Regions from separate parts of the Homo sapiens genome. Here region 1 is linked to region 2. A link is an interaction called in ENCODE POLR2A ChIA-PET data of the cell type or tissue named here. Cell type or tissue: PC-3. All regions are shown on one strand. Links, peaks and the distances in the headings refer to the core of each region. The heading gives the core; the rest is flanking DNA. Region 1 overlaps MAP2K6 (mitogen-activated protein kinase kinase 6). Region 2 overlaps MAP2K6 (mitogen-activated protein kinase kinase 6).

Evidence for each region. Peaks named below come from ENCODE experiments on the same cell type or tissue, not always from the same donor. Only the 100,000 strongest peaks of a DNase experiment are listed, where the experiment ranks them.
Region 1: POLR2A ChIA-PET joins it to region 2 with 6 read pairs; 4 of 35 experiments call an interaction of 5 or more read pairs at or near these places.

What each region holds. Positions count from the first base shown.
Region 1 is chr17:69,461,488-69,470,143 of GRCh38, reverse strand. All of the region lies in intron 1 of MAP2K6 (mitogen-activated protein kinase kinase 6), which reads right to left. Among named protein-coding and RNA genes, the nearest start is that of MAP2K6-AS1, 20 kb to the left of the region's middle. In PC-3, for the core only: no CTCF peak of the experiment used is centred there; a DNase peak (open chromatin) is centred at 3,453; H3K27ac peaks cover 810 bases.
Region 2 is chr17:69,526,508-69,535,136 of GRCh38, reverse strand. It overlaps MAP2K6 (mitogen-activated protein kinase kinase 6), which reads right to left. Exons shown (of 12, transcript NM_002758.4): 10 at 8,428-8,567. Among named protein-coding and RNA genes, the nearest start is that of MAP2K6-AS1, 45 kb to the right of the region's middle. In PC-3, for the core only: a CTCF peak has its summit at 8,222; no DNase peak of the experiment used is centred there.

The DNA.
Region 1 (8,656 bases), core at 246-8,245, 65 kb after region 2:
AAACTCTACCTCCTGGGCTCAAGGGATCCTCCCACCTTAGCCTCCTGAGTAGCTAGGACTACAGGCACACACCACCATGCCCAGCTAACGTTTTGGATTTTTTTTGTAGAGATGGGGTTTTGCCATGTTGCCCAGGTTGGTCTTGAACTCCTGGACTCAAATGATCCACCCGCCTCAGCCTCCCAAAGTTCTGGGATTACAGGCATGAGGCATGAGCCACCATGCCAGGCCCATTGTTTCTACTTTCTAACTTCTGCTTTCATTGCTCCACCGACCATGATGTGGCTCTCCTTTGCCATCATATGTCCAAAAAAGCTCTTGTCAAGGTCATCAACCACCCCAAAGATACTTTTCTCTTTATTTACTTATTTATTTTTTTGAGATGGAGTCTCACTCCATTGCCCCCAGGCTGGGGTGCAGTGGAGCGATCTCCATTCCCTGTAACCTCTGCTTCCCAGGTTCAAGCAATTCTCCTGCCTCAGCCTCCCAAATAGCTGGGATTACAGGCGCCTACCACCATGCCTGGCTAATTTTTTGTATTTTTCGTAGAAACCAGGTTTCACTGTGTTGGCCAGGCTGGTCTTGAACTCCTGATCTCGTGATCCGCCCACCTCGGCCTCCCAAAGCACTGGGATTACAGGTGTGCACCACCGCACCTGGACCCCTATAGATACTTTTCTCATTTGACTCTACCTTTGTGGTAGGCAGAATAATATCCACTCCACTCTCAAAGCTGTCCATGTCCTACTTCCCAGATTCTGTGAATATGTTACCTTCCATGACAAAACGATCTTTGCAGATGTGATTAAAGTTAATGATTGATCAGGATTACTTGGATATTTTGAGCGGGCTCAAAATAGTCCTTAAAAGTGGAAGAGGAAGGTAGAGGGGTTGGTTAGAGAGATGCAATGTGAGAAGAACTTGACCAGCCTTGCAGGCTTTTAAGATGAAGGAAGGGGACAGAACTCAAGGAATGCATGTGGCCCCTAGAACCTAGCGACAGTCCTCAACTGACAGCCAGCAAGAAAACAGGGATCTCATTTCCACAATTACAAGAAAGTGGGGTCTATTCTCCCCTAGAAAATAGGTCCTGCACTCTCTGCTGCAGACCACAAGGGCCTCTGTAACACGATTCTTGCCCATTTTTCTGATCCCATCTCCCATGACTTGTTCAATTGCTCTGTGCATTAATCACTCTCTTCTAGTGTTCAGTTCTTTGAAACCAATAAGCTCTTACACATCTTTGCACAGACTGTTCATTCTGTCTGGATTGCTTGTTCAACCCGCCTTTTGTTGTTTTTGTTGTTCTGTTTTCTTTTGTTTTGTTTTAGGCTTTTTGCAGCCTGAAATCATGGTTTTTAGTTTCTCTCTCTAGTGATAAGCAGAAAAGAGGGATGATGAAGGGGCTTTACTGGCCCAACCAGAAACAGAAACTAAGAACCCATAACTGTATTCTCTCCTTTGGACACCCCTGGCTCCCTTCATTCCTCTTCTAGTTTCTTCGCACCTTTTCGAACTCAGCTTCGATGTCATCATCAAGGACAGCCCTTGTTCATCAACCCTACGCAAAGGATACCTTCCCTTTCATCCTCCACCTCAAATCCTGGTTTGTTTCCTTTGCAACAGTTTATAAACACATTAGTTATGTTTGCGTACACAGCTTTATTGGCCTTCAGTACTAGAAACTAAGTTTTGCGAGAGCAGAAACAGTGATTCGTTGGCTGTGTTATCCCAGCCTGAAAAGAGTAATTGGCTCGTAAATGGTTGTTGAATTACTTCCTTAGTCATTCTGGTGGCAGATGGAGAGTGGGTCAAATAGAGGATGAAACTGGAGTCAGGAAAACTAATTGAGAGATTACAGCAGAGGCTCAAATGAAGGATGAGAAGGGCCTGGATTGGATTAGTGATGGTAGAGATGGGGAGAAGGAACTCTGAATTACACTAAAGGTCCTTCTAGGGAAATAGCAGGTAACAACTGAGAACACTATCACAGGAGAAGCAATCTAGGAATGCGGGAAGGGGTGCACTTGGGCTGAAACAGGTTAAGATTCAGGCACCAACCAGGTAAAGAAATCCAAGGCCAGTTGTGATGGCTCATGCCTGTAATTCCAGCAGTTTGGGAGGCCAAGGCAGGTGGATCACTTGAGGTCAGGAGTTCGAGACCAGTCTGGCCAACATGGTGAAACCTCGTCTCTACTAAAAATACAAAAATTAGCTGGGCGTGGTGGCACATGCCTGTAATCCCAGCTACTTGGGAGGCTGAGGCAGGAGAATCACTTGAACCTGGGTTGTTGCAGTGAGTTGAAATCACATGCCACTGCACTCCAGCCTGAGTGACAGAGTGAGACTCTAACAAAAAAAAAACACGAAACTAAGAAAAGAAATCCAGCAAACAACTGCTTACTCAATTCTTAAGCTTCAAGGAAAAGACTGAATAAAAACTGAGATTTGGGAGTTACTGTTATACATAGATATGTACACATTAACATTTTTATAGTATGGTAGTTCCAGGATGTTCTCAGTTGTCTCACCAAGAAGTCTAAAAGCATTACTTAACAGTCAACCTAGCAACAGTGAAAATGGAAAAAGACTCAGTCCAGAGCTGTCCTCTAGAAAACCCAATCAATACACAATGAAAGGAAACTCACCACAATGGCATTTCACAGCTCCATACAATCCATTCTCCTCCCACTTTCCCCCTCCTGATTATCTCAAGCCTTCCTGGCTACAGATGGCCCACTTCCTAACAAACATCAGCCAATGAGCACCACATGGCTGTGCTCCCTGCAGAGCAGAGCAGTCAGATATCATTAAGTATTAGGTAAAACATCATCCCAGGAGTTCTCCCTGACAAGTATCAAAACACAAATTCTAACATGTTTCAGTCTCTTCTTGTACCTATTCATATATGGTACCTCGCTTACTTAATTCCATATTCTTTGCCTTATATAGAGACCCCTTTATTACTGCCTAGGATGCAGGTATGAAGAAATAATTAGTGGAACAAAACTCAGCTTCAAGTAAAGCATTAACCAGAAGGATAGAATGGGAGCCGCTGAGATTACCAGTTCATGAGTCATTACCAATTCTTATTGTAATCCATGTAAATATTAAGATGCACTTTTCTGCTTTGTTAGTATTATCTTTGCAACAGATTTCATGGTAGAACCACCATAATAAACAGATGGTACATCAAAAGTTCACTCGTTAATCTGATTGTTTAGCTCTGCATATATTTCCCAGATACACAATATTTCAATGGGGAGCCTCCACCATCAGCCCAACAAAAGCCTATTTAACTGATAACATAAGTGAATCCTAGATCTTTGAACCTGGAACAGGCCTTAAGTGAGTAGAAGTCATTTTATGAGGAAAAATGAGGAAAGATGAGGAAACCGAGGCTGCTCCAAGTCATACAATTAGTCCTGTGAATAATGCTTTAAACCCATCCACCCAGTATAACCTGTTTCTGTAAGAAAATGCCACGGGATTTCCCGGCATTCACAGGGATTGCTAAGAGCATCTGATTTCCACTTTTGCTTTGGAATGCAAAGTCTTGCCCGGTTTCAAACCACTGGAGGGGATGCAGTGCCGATGGCTTGAGAAACAAATTCCAGAAAGGAATGGGCCAAGGAATAGAGCTGAGGGATGATAAGGAGGGTCTACACACTTTCTGGGAAAACGGAGATCATAGTAAAAGTAAAAATACAGAATACCCTCTTGCATTTTTGACTTCTTTAATTTACAATATGCTTTTCCATAGAGGAAGGGAAGATAAAGGACAAGCTACTAGAGGAAGGGGGTGGAAAGAGGAGGTCTATATATTTCTTTTTTTCTTTTCTTTTTTTTTTTTTTTGAGACAGTCTCACTCCGTCACCCAGGCTGGAGTAGTGGCTTGCTCTTGGCTCACTGCAACCTCCGCCTCCTGTTTCAAGCTATTCTCCTGCCTCAGCCTCCCGAGTAGCTGGTAGCTGGGACTACAGCTGTGCGCCACCATGCTTGGCTAATTTTTGCATTTTTTTTTTTTTTTTTAAGTACTGATGGGGTCTCATCATGTTGGCTAGGCTGGTCTTGAACTATTGGCCTCAGGTGATCCACCCACCTTGGCCTCCCAAAGTCCTGGGATTACAGGCATGAGCCACCACACCCAGCCAAAGGTCTATATATTTCTAAGAAGTGGAGGAAAAGGCTCAGAAGAATTAGAGGCACTAAAAAGCATCACCAGGGCTGGGTGCAGTGGCTCATGCCTGTAATCCCAGCACTTTGGGAGGCCAAGGCGGGCAGATCACCTGAGGTCAGTAGTTTGAGACCAGCCTAGCCAACATGGTGAGATCCCATCTCTACTAAATACAAAACATTAGCTGGACATGGTGGCACACGTCTATAATCCCAGCTATTTGGGAGGCTGAGGCAGGAAAATCTCTTGAACTCAGGAGGCAGGGGTTGCAGTGAGCCGAGATTGCACCATTGTATTCCAGCCTGGACAACAAGAGCGAAACTTTGTTTCAAAAAAAAAAAAAGAAAAAAACAAAACATCACCAGGAAGGGCACATCCCTCCTCTGCATCCCCTACCTTGTCACCTCTACCATTAACAAAATCAGCAATAAGGATGTATCAGGAGGTGGCCTTTTGTCTTTCAGCCTGCTGCCAAGTGTACAGTAGGTCGCTTCACAAACATTTGCTGATTGAATACACATACACTGGGAATCTTAAAGCAAAAGGAAGAAATGTTTACCTTTGCTGAAGTTATTAAACTTAGGTTGCTTTTGATACAAAATGCAAGAGGGCAGGAAAAATTTAAATAAGGGAAATAAGGGCAGGCTGTAACTTATAGATTTATAGAGCATAGTAATATCATTTTATTAAAGACTTTGTGTTCCAGGCAGTCATTTCAGTTAACCCAACTAGGGTACTGACAAGGACAGGATGAATCTGGAATTCTTGCCTGGATATGGTCCAATCTCGTATGCATAGATTGCAACTTAAATGAGTCCAGGTGGCTCTGACCATTAAAATAGCTACCATTCATTCAATCAACAAATATTATCAAGGAGCTATTATGCATCAGGCTCTGTGGGGGTCTGTAAAAATGAACACAATATTTATTCTCTTAAATAAATGCACAGTCTGGATGGGGGCAGTGGCTCACGCCTATAATCCCAGCACTTCGGGAGGCCGAGGCGGAGGGATCACAAGGTCAGGAGTTCGAGACCAACCAGACCAACATGGTGAAACCCAGTCTCTACTAAAAATACAAAAATTAGCCGGGCGTGGTGGCACGTGCCTGTAATCCCAGCTACTCGGGAGGCTGAAGCAGGAGAATTGCTTGAACCCGGGAGACAGAGGTTGCAGTGAGCTGAGATCACACCACTGCACTCCAGCTGGGGCAACAGAGCGAGACTCTGTCTCAAATAAATAAATAAGTACATAATCTATCAAAGATAAAAGGACATCTTACAAAAATAAGTAGCGGCGGCTAACACCTGTAATCCCAGCACTTCGGGGGACTGAGATGGGCGGATCACTTGAGGTCAGGAGTTTGAGACCAGCTTGGGCAACATAGTGAAACCTCATCTTTACTAAAAATACAAAAATTAGCCAGGCGTGGCGGCGCACGCCTGTAGTCCCAGCTACTCAAGAGGCTGAGGCAGAAGAATCACGTGAACCTGGGAGGTGGAGATTGAAGTGAGCTGAAATCGTGCCTCTGCACTCCAGCCTGGACTCGAACTCCAGCCTGGACAAAAGAGCAAGACTCTGTCTCAAAAGTAAAAAATAAAAAATAAAAATAAGTAGTGAGTGTTTATAAGGGGAAAGCACTATACTAAACGTGCAATAACTCATTTAATCTTCATGAAAATTATGTAATCAACTATTACTGTCTCCATTTGACAGATGAGGAACCTAAGACCCAGACACTGTAATCCCAGCTACTCGGGAGGCTGAGGCAGGAAAATCGCTTGAACCCAGGAGGCAGAGGCAGCAGTGAGCTGAGATCACACCACTGCACTCCAGCCTGAGCAAGAGTGAGACTCCGTCTCAAAAAAATAAGTAAATAAATTAAAAAATAAAATAAAAACATACAATATTTTAAATATTTATTTATCAATCAACAAACTGGTTTTGTTGTACTGGTGAGCCTATGCAATGTATAGCTGGAGTGCAGTGGCGCAATCTCGGCTCGCTGCAACCTCCGCCTCCCAGGTTCAAGCGATTCTCCTGTCTCAGCCCCCAGAGTAGCTGGGATTACAGGCACACGCCACCATCCCTGGCTAATTTTTTGTATTTTTAGTAGAGATGGGGTTTCATCATGTTGGCCAGGCTGGTCTTGAACTCCTGACCTCAGGTGATCCACCCACCTCGGCCTCCCAAATTGTTGGTTATAGCTTATTTTCAAAATAAAATTCTTTCTAAGTAGATTCACTAATATACATATATGTATTTGTGTGTATATATGTGTGTGTGTGTGTATATACATATATGTATGTGTATGTATGTATATACATATATGTGTGTGTGTATATATATAGAGAGAGAGAGAGGGAGCTAGCTACTCTGGGGGCTGAGACAGGAGAATCGCTTGAACGTGGGAGGTGGAGGTTGCAGCGAGCCAAGATTGCGTGTGTATATATATATACATATGTGTGTGTGTGTGCATATATGTGTGTATATATATACACACATACATATATGTATATTAGTGAATAATATACTTATATTCACTATTATATAGTGATATATATACATATAATTATAGATACACATATATATACACATACATATATGTATATTAGTGAATAATATACATATATTCACTATTATATAGTGATATATATATACATATAAGTATATACACACACATATATATACACACATACATATATGTACGTGAAAGCAAAATGTAAAAAAATGCTTCATATTGATTATCTGAACATTATAAAATAACAAAAGCCGAATCATTTTTTCTTGGCACACGTTCACACACTTCAAATCAGTTTCTTAGCCATAAACCTCTAACACTGTGTCTCATGGAGGTGTCCCGGTGGCTGGTGCACCCACAGGTCAGCAGGGGCAGCAGTGTCAAATACATCTCCCATTACCGTGAAGGAGTCAGCCAATCCTGACCGTATGGATTTATCAGCCAGAAAGCACCCTGCGTGCTGCCCATGAAAGGCAAAAAAAAAAAAAAAAAAAAGACAAGTCATTGCTGGGCCTCTTTCACATGGGGTTTCACTGTGTTGGCCAGAATGGTCTCGATCTCCTGACCTCGTTTTCCGCCCGCCTCAGCCTCCCAAAGTGCTGGGATTACAGGCATGAGCCACCATGCCCGGCCAAAAACATGACTTCTTAAAGGCAAATATGGAGAAAAGGGCATTCTAAGGGCAAGGGGAAGGAAAGCAGCAAGAACAAGAGCATGAAGGTGGAAAATCCAAGGGCTTTGCAGAACATCTAGCTGACGCCCGGAGTGTGAAAAAGGAGAATAGTGCAGGAGAGGCCCAGAAATGAGGCCGAGACTTAATCACACAGGGTCACGTATGCAGGGCAAAAATATCCATGGCCTATACACATATTGAAAAAGAAACCGTAGTTCTGAGTGGTTGAGAAGGTGACCCAAGGCCGTCAAACTCAAATGGGGTGGAAATGGGACTTGAACCTAAAGCTCCTTAGATGGCTGGTCTAGAATTCACTTGAAAAACCATCTTTGTCATGGCTCTAGAGGAAAACGTAGATGGCTCAATACAGATCTAGTGGCGTTCAGTAGCACACTGTGTTCTCTTGTCGTTTTATGGAGGGACTGCATGTGCTGGAGTCCACAGAGACCAGCCAAGCATCTCTTTACTCTCGTAATAATGTACGTGCCACCAATCAGCTGACCAGAGTCCATCCCCTGGATAGAGGAGGTGCTAACCTGTCCCCTGCTAACTGAGGTAGAGGTTCTCGTGTCCTCTATGGCCAGTGTTGTGCCTTGCTATATTTAAACCCTGCCTGTGAAGGATTCTGCAATGTGCCCAGGGCTATGAGATGAAGCAGGGGGCGCTGAGAAGGAAAATGCAGCATACTTTCGCATGCCACCATCCCGAATGTCTGTAATTCGTCCCAAGTGCGAACTAAAACCTCACTAATTTCACCTTCCTTTCCAAACTGCCTCCTTGCGAATTTCTACACATAAATTCTGACTAAACCTGACATCGTGTTTTCTGCAAAAGAAAGCAATCTGACTGCCAACCACGGAGGAAAAGTTATGAAGAGTGGCACACAGCTGCAGCTTTTTCTTTCTTTTTTATTTGGTAATGTGTGATTGACGATTAAAATGGAATCTTGCTGGCCTGAACTCCTTCCTGACTACTATTAAGCTGGTGAAGCTGGCAACAGTTTCTCTCCCCTCCACTATCTGAGTTAGACTTGGGACGAGGATGCAAAGGGCCTCAGATGACCTCCGTGAGCAAGGGGTGCCTGCGGGATGCTAAATCGCAGCTCCCTGGGGGGCCTTGGAGATATCCCCAGAAAAAGTGGAGCCCCACAGCTTTCTCAGCAGCCTGCTTTATCAAATGAGCTCTCCCCAGAACAAAAACAACCCTGTCAGGCACCATAAACAGTCAGGAAAACATGCCCCTAAACAAAGCTAGGCTATTCAGTGGTCCCAGAGCTGTCTCTTCC
Region 2 (8,629 bases), core at 630-8,629:
ACAGACATTTAATAACATTTGATACCGGAGGCAATAAATGCTGTTACTTATTATTTAACAGTAATAAAACTGTAAGATGAAGAGACCAACCCATCACCCCATTCTCAGCCCATCCCTATCCTCTATCCAACTCTGGCCTTAAAATGAAAAAAAAAAAAGAAAAAGAAAGAAAGAAAAGAAAAGAAACAATTTACTTGGAGTTGGAATCCCAGGTTACAGAATGCAGAAAAAGATGATTTTGAAAACTATGATTTGCAAGGCAACCTACAGACTCCTGTGCCCAACGGACCACAAAATCATACATGAATGGAAAGGAGCTTTGCCTGGCATTGGAATGGAAAGGAATTTTGCCTGGAGTTGGAGGAATCAAAATGTAACTGATTGTTAGGTTGCTGGGATTTGAGCTAAGGGATCATTTTGAGCAAATGAGACCTAGCATGTGTGACGTGAGCTCTGCCTCACCCTCCGAAGCTAAGCATGACGGGGTAAGGTACAGAACCATGAGAGAGCGAAGTAGTTCAGGCACTTTGAGAAACTGTGGTTTAAAACGAAATAAAATTAAAAAAAAAAAAAAGAGAGAGAGAAAGTTTTTGAACCAAAACAACTTAAAATCAGCCTACCAGTTTGTTCCAGGCAATGCTGTGGGTGGAAGCCAGGGAACCTGAGACAGGCTACAGGTAGATGTGAGGACAGAAGTTTCAACCTGGAACTGAGGGCAGACCTAGGACCTAGTGACCTCAGTGACCAGACAACCTATGAGAGAAAGTTTCATCTCAACTGAGGATAAAAATAAGAGCGCATTAGAAAGAGGAATTAACAGGCGGCAAAGTCTGATTGATATGGGAATGTGTGCTGAGTGAAATGAATGAGTCCGTGTAACTCCCACCGATGGTTTTGTAGGTACCTAGATGCTGAGAGTCTACGTGGGTGGTTCTCAGCTGGAGGTCATTTTGCTCCCCAGGGGATATATGGAAAATGTCAGGAGGCATTTTTGGTTGTTACATCTGGTGGCAGGGTGTTACTGGCATCTAATAGGTAGAGGCCAGGGATGTTGCTAAGCATCCTGTAATGCACTGGGCAATCCCGCACAACAAAGAACACTCTAGCCCAAAATGTCATGAGTGCAGAGATTAAGAAACGCTGTGCTTTGTGTAATAGGTGGTCCCTCCTTGTTGCGGCTTCCTCTCCCCTTCACTTAAAAGGACCATCTCCAGCTGGTTTGTCTTTGTCTTTAAGCACATTCTCACCACGACCGTCTCCTGCCCTCAACCCCAGGAAGCAAAAGTGTTTCTTTCTAAGTTCAAGAGCTAGTTTACCTAGAAAGAAACACAGAAGAAGCAATGTGATCCCAGGAGCGTTGCTGACTTGCACACAGACCCTGGTAAAAAAAAAAAAAAAAAACAAACAGGCTAGAAGCCCTGAATTTCCCACTATTGTTCAAAGCAAATCAAAAACCAGAAATGCTTCTCTATCGCTGGAACAATGTAACACGCTAAGTAAATAACAAAAAGTGCAAGCACAACATTAAATCCACACTCAATATTCAGATGGTTGATTCTGGCTGTCTCTATTTAGACCTTAAACTCCGCATTGCATCTGGAACACTCTCACTGAGGACCCAGGCCCACTCCGTTACTAGCTTTCATTGGTCAACAACAGAACCAAGGCAATGTCAGGAAGAAAAGCTTGTTTCTCAAATGTAAAAATGTGCTGATTTTTTACCTTATATTTAGCAGAAAAGATAAAATGACTGTCTCTTTCCAACAGATAGATGAGCTTAAACATCTCCATTTTTAAAAATACTGTATTTTTTTTAAATGCTGTATTTTTTTAAAATACTGATTTTGAGTCAGGATATCTTATCTTTTCACTTCTGGAACAGCTTATAAAGATTTCTCGACCAGGTGCAGTGGCTAATGCCTGTAATCCCAACACTTTGTGAGGGTGAGACAGGTGGATCACTTGAGCTCACTTGAGGTCAGGAGTTCAAGACCAGCCTGGCCAATACGGTGAAACCCCGACTCTACTAAAAATACAAAAATTAGCTGAGCATGGTGGCAGGAGCCTGTAATCCCAGTTACTAGGGAGGCTGAGGCACAAGAATCACTTGAACCTGGGAGGCGGAGGTTGCAGTGAGCTGAGATTGCACCACTGCACTCCAGCCTGGGCAACAGGGTGAGACTGTATCAAAAAAGAAAAAAAAAATCTCCAGATTTTTGTTAACTCTGTATAAAGAAAATATGGGGAAAGTACCCTAGTTGATCCATCATAAAGTGTTAAGGATTCCTGAAACCTCCAAGACTAACTGGTCAATAGGCTATTCCTTGACTCATGGCCCCTGATTAGAAAGCTCACAATCTACCCCAAACACTACTGCAGAATATAGATGGAAAATACTTACACCGCAAAGCAAGGCTGTTTATTAAATTAATGGAACTGATATAACCCATTCTCTCCATCTTTTAAATCAAGAACACTTCAAAACATGGGCTAAGAATAGCAATACACTCAGGATAAGGTTGGGGGGAAAGCAAATTTTCCATGTTTAGTAGGAAGTACTTGAAATTCAGTATACAATAACAACTTTGGAGTTCAAAGCAACACCAATTTCTTTTTGAACTGGAATCAGACTTTTGAATTTTCAAAGAGCTTCTCATTTTCAAGCGTGCAATTAGCTAACTGCCCTAATTCCTTTTCCAAATGCCACAACACACGCTTCTGACCATAGCTGACACTAAAAAACAGCTCATGCTGTCTTGAGAATTGCTAGCTTGTAGTTTGTGCTGACCAGAGGATTTCTGCCTATTTGAATTCCCCCGATCATTTCCAAGAAGGGCTATTTGGTACATCCACAGAATAAAAACACATTGCGCGTTTCAAGGCATACATTTGTCAAAAGCTAAATAAACATCTAGTGCCTCTTTTTACTGTCCTTCCTACACAAGTAGGAGACTGTATTTGACTGTCTGTGTTTTATGCTAGTTTCCCTGAGTCAGACAATATTGATGCTTGAGTGGGCCTCCACTACCCTTCAATATGCCATCAGACTGGTCAGTTGGGCCCACAGCTTCTTAAATAGGCCTGGAGAAAAAGCCAAAGGGAAGTCCAGCTGATCTGGCACTCGGCAGTTGACTTCCAGTGACTTCCTTCTGTGAACCTATAGGAAGAGTTTATAATGAAAAGTGTAAACCGGCTAAGATTCCAATCTTTTGCGAACTCGTTTGTTAACCCTTCTGCAGGACTAGAAAGCAAGACTTCTCTATTAGACTTCTCTATGATGAATCTCAAAACAAGGCTGACATGGTCAACACAACCCAACTCAAGAACTCCTTAAAACCCCTACGATAAGAAAGAGATATATAGGAAAAAGAGGAAGAAAATCTCATTCTGTAGTCCTATCTCAAAATAAATACAGAAAAGAAGGGTTTGTAAGAAACCATTGTGGGTTTGCTTTTTTCCTTTACGTTCATATGGTTAATTCTTCCTTCTCCTTCAAGATAACATTTGTCAGATGTTACTGCAAAAGAAATGCAAAAACTGGAACTCTGGACTCTAGGTCTAACTTTGGGTGTGGTGATGATAGCCTGTTAGAGCTTTTCTACTTCACCCTACAAACTAAGTGATTTACTGTCAACTAACAAGCAGTGATCAATACTGATGGGCCAGACAAGAGTGGCTACCAAGTCAATTCCCTGGATACAGAATTATGGTACCTTGCAACATGGTGATGGCATCGTGCCAAGTTGATTCCTTGGCACGGGTATGATACCTAGGCAGGTGTATGATACCTAGTAGCTTTGTGACATCGAATGCTTAGGTAGGATACACAAGTTCACAAATACTCTGACAGTTACCTAGGCTGCGGGTATAATGGGTTCTTTTTCTGCATACCAAAGACAGATGTAGGCAATAAAAACATAGATGTATCTATCTTGAAATTTGAGATTAAATATTTCACTTTTGAAATCCGTAGTCTCCCTTCCCCACTTAGCACATAGAGCGGCCTTTCTGAGAAGTCTGGGAGGACCATAGCCTACATAATAAAAATATAAAAAACATGGAGCTCACGAAAAAAAAAAAGGTCCTTTAATGAAGTTATGTCTCAATAACACAGCTTTATTCATGAGAAAAATAAAAGAATAGCTGATAAAGGGGAGTTACGTGCACAGGGAATGTTCATGAAGAGGTAGAAGAGGTACTCTTCTGTTAACATTATCACTTTTCCATTCTTTCCACCAAGCTCCAGATCAAACCTCAAGCTTTCAGTAATCAAACAAGTAAAATCACTAGATGGCTAATGGCTGGAGGTATGTACCCATATATTAATATATGTATGAAAAATAAAATTGCTTCCGTAAAGTTCTAGGCCAGTCATAAACTCTAAAAGAAAATCAGTGCTACTTTTTGAGTATAAGATGACTTTTTCAACCCAGTTGAAAAATAATGTTCATACTTAAGGGATATCAAAGAAAATATATTGGTGGTTTGTGGCAGGGAAAAAAAGTTATTGACCTGGGATCTGAAATAGGAGAGCTTGCATGCTGAAAAAGTCAAACTGAGGATAAGTAAGAATGCTCATAAAATTCAGAATTAACGATTCCCTTCTATTTCTTAATTCCCATACCAACAAAATGACTATTTTAGACAACTGATATTCTTAAGTATAGCATTCTACCAGAACTATAATACTGACACTTTGAGGAAGGAAAATTTATCTTTTAATGACTTCTAGGGTAAAGTGATTTGGGTTTTGTTTCTAGATAGTTTCATATTTTATTTTATTTTATATTGCATTTTGTTATTTATTTAATTTTATCTTATTTTGGCAGGATCTTGCTCTGTCACCCAGGCTGGAGTGCAGTGGGACAATTATGGCTCACTGCAGCCTCAGCCTTCCAAGCTCAAGCGATCCTCCCACCTTGGCCTTCCAAGTAGCTGGGTCCCCAGGTGCACACCACCACACCCAGCTAATTTGTGTATTTTTTGTAGAGACAGAGTATTGTTTTTAATATACCCAGATATAAGACAAACTGACTTACTTGAGTAGAAATGACATGACACCGAGCAAACAGTATTAATAGAATTAACAGTTTCAGGAAAGCTGAGACATGTCTACGGCTCAAAATTTTTTAATTAATGAACTGTGGTAGCTGGGATTAAAATTAAAAGAAAATGAGAGAGAAGGGGATATCTTTGCAGGCAGCCATGAAGGCACTATGGGTGTTATAAGGAGAGAGAAGGCACAGGGCAGTCATTATATGAAGAGCAATGATGCCGGTATCTGGAACTTCCATATATGTGTGCATACATTAAAATTAGAAAAATTGGCCGGACGCAGTGGCTCAAGCCTGTAATCCTAGCACTTTGGGAGGCTGAGGCGGGGCAGATCACGAGGTCAGGAGATCGAGACCATCCTGGTTAACACGGTGAAACCCCGTCTTTACTAAAAATACAAAAAATTAGCCGGGCGTGGTGGCGGGCACCTGTAGTCCCAGCTACTCAGGAGGCTGAGGCAGGAGAATGGCGTGAACCCAGGAGGCGGAGCTTGCAGTGAGCTGAGATCGTGCCACTGCACTCCAGCCTGGGTGGCAGAGCAAAACTCCGTCTCCAAAAAAAAAAAAAAAAAAAAAAATTAAAAACCATTTATTTCTCAAGATGTTCATTTTAAAATATCTCTAAAAAGTTTCAATGCTCTGATTCTTCGGAGAAAATTCCAGTAAGAGAAAAAATACACTGGTGAAAGAAAATTCAAGCAATTGGATGATTTTTTTTAAACAAATTGAAGAAAATAAACCTTCTAAACAGAAACTAGTTGATGGCAGGTCCATAGATCATATGTCTAAACCTGGGGTTATCACCGCAGCTGTACATAAAAATGACTTGAGAACATTTAAAAATATATTAGTATCTTGGCCCCTCCCCAGATCAGTTAAATCAGAGTCTATGAGGATGAGGCCTAGGGGGCAGTGATTTTGAAAGCTCACTAGAGTTTTATAAATGAGCAGCCACAGTTGAGAATCATTGGATTAAACTGGTGATTCACAATGGTAGACTCAGCTTTCTCAAACTTTTCACACCAGCCTCGTTCTTACCAAAATTTCCTAAAGCACCCAGAATCTTGGGAAAAGGGGATAGGTGGGAGAAAGGTAATAGGGAGAATAATTTGAAGAGACTTAGCTAGATAAGATCATTCCCCATTACCACCCCTCTTGAGAACTACTGTTCTGTACTACCCAAGATGCCTCATCTTTTTTTTTTTTTTTTTTTTTTTTTTTTTGAGATGGCGTCTCTCTCTTATCACCCAGGCTGGAGTGCAGTGGTGCAATCTCAGCTCACTGCAACCTCTGCCTTCTAGGTTCAAGCAATTCTCCTGCATCAATCTCCCGAGTAGCTGGGACTACAGGTGTGTGCTACCACACTTGGCTAATTTTTGTATTTTTAGCAGAGATGGGTTTTCACCATGTTGGTCAGGCTGGTCTCGAACTCCTGACCTCAAGTGATCCGCCCACCTTGGCCTCCCAAAGTGCTGGAATTACAGGCGTGAGCCACCACGCCCGGCCCCTCATCCCTTTTTTTGATGTGACCTTAAACATCTGAGGATAAGGCAATAAATAAATAAATAACCAACCAACCAACCATCCACAAAAAACAAGTCTTTGAATCCAGAAGGCAAAATCATGAACCCAGGTCAACCTGGCAGAGGTACTACCACATCCAGCACACTCCCTCAAGGAAAACAGACAGGAAGCAGCCTAGAAGATATATCTTTTAAGAGGCATCCAACAACTATTACACTAGTGCTCGAGGCTCCAGCCCCTCTCTAGTCATCCAGCCAAAAACAAAAACAAACAACTGCAGACCAGCCTCATACATCATCAGGGAAAAGTACCAGAAATGAGAAGGGGCCTAGGGCTAACAAAGAGTCGAAGAGCTCTTAGGTTCACAAGCAACAGACAGTTGCTTTGTTTTATGTTTCTTCCATGTTTCCTGATGAATGCTGTATTCACAGCTTTTTTTTTTTTTTTTTGAGACGAAGTTTTATTCTTGTTGCTCAGGCTGGAGTGCAATGGCGTGATCTCGGCTCACTGCAGCCTCCACTTCCCAGGTTCAAGCGGTTCTCCTGCCTCAGCCTCCCGAGATTACAGCTGTCCACCACCATGCCCAGTTAATTTTTTGTATTTTTAGTAGAGTCAGGTTTTCACCATTTTGGCCAGGCTGGTCTTGAACTCCTGACCTCAGGTGATCCACTCGCCTTGGCCTCCCAAAGTACTGGGATTACAGGCGCGGGTGCCCTGCCTCACAGCACTTCTAAAAACCATGGAGGCTGAGGAATGAAGCCACGGGGAAGATGTTCCTTCAGCTTCCTCAGTACCTCAAACAGCCTTCAGAGCTCCAGGCCCTTCCCCAGCAGTGAGTACTCAGAACGGCTCCCCTCCCAGGGTCACAGCTGGGCCTGCCACCATCTCCGAGCCCCCTTCCTCCTAATTCTCATCTACTTCTCCCGGATGGCCAAATACGCTAACCTGGCTCAGGGGTGTGCTTCACTTCTGGCATCCTGCTTCCAGCATCACTTGCCATGATCATTACTATCAAGCCATGCTAGGCATCATGACCTCTATGCAGATAGAAATTACTGGATTGTCTAGAGAATACTTTCCCCTCTTGCTTTTCTTGACTGCCCTGGCAGTTTTCATGAAAATATAGTTCACCTCATGAGTATGGCTCCCTCCCACTTTCCACCCCAACTTCCTTTGGATTCCCTTCCCAGAACTTCAGCATTGTCTCTTATGGTGGGCAAGTTTCTCCACAGTTAGCAAGTATTCAGTAGCAACCAAGGTTCTACAAGACTTCTGGGGACCTAAGAAACACTCTCAAACTACCCACTATCTTCTCACCGAAAGTAATTCTTTGCCTCTACTTCCTATCCCCAGGCCTCTAGTGGGTCCTATCAGCTTTCTCTTTATGCTTTAATCAACATCAAATTGCTTAAAGCTCACATAAAGGAGTTTCTTGCTTTCGTGACATTGTGAATGATGTTCCTTCTGTTTGGAATATGTTTCCTTTCCTATTTCCCTTTTGTCTGGAAAATTCCTCTCGTGATCGCAGCTCCAGATTTATCTCCTCCAGAAAAGCCTATCCTGAGGTCTTCCCTCTGAGTTCCTTAAATCGCCTATGCCCCTATCTCTATCACTGGACTTGCCACATTATACTATAATTATTCATTTATGAGACTTCTCTACTTGACTTTGGGCTCAGTGAGGGCAGGGAGTGTGATACGGTCATCTTTGCTTCTCCAGCAGAGAGGGCATACTCCACAAATGCTTTCGGAATGAATGTATGCATGATGGATTCAACCCCGATGGAAGAAATTCATGAGAACTCATCTTCTTCTTTCACACTGACACTTGGGAGGTGAGGCTGTCTTACCACTGTGAGGTAAAGTCAACAAACTCTGCAGAGAACTTGTCTGCTGGGAGTTGTGGCGATGGCTCCTCTACCACCTGTTTGAGCTGCTGAAATGGAGTTCCCCATGAATCATAGGGAAATCGAAGGATGGCCAACTCAATCTGGAGAAAAGAAGAAAAAAGGAGACAACAGTTTCAACAGGGCTGCTTTAGGGAATCACCCA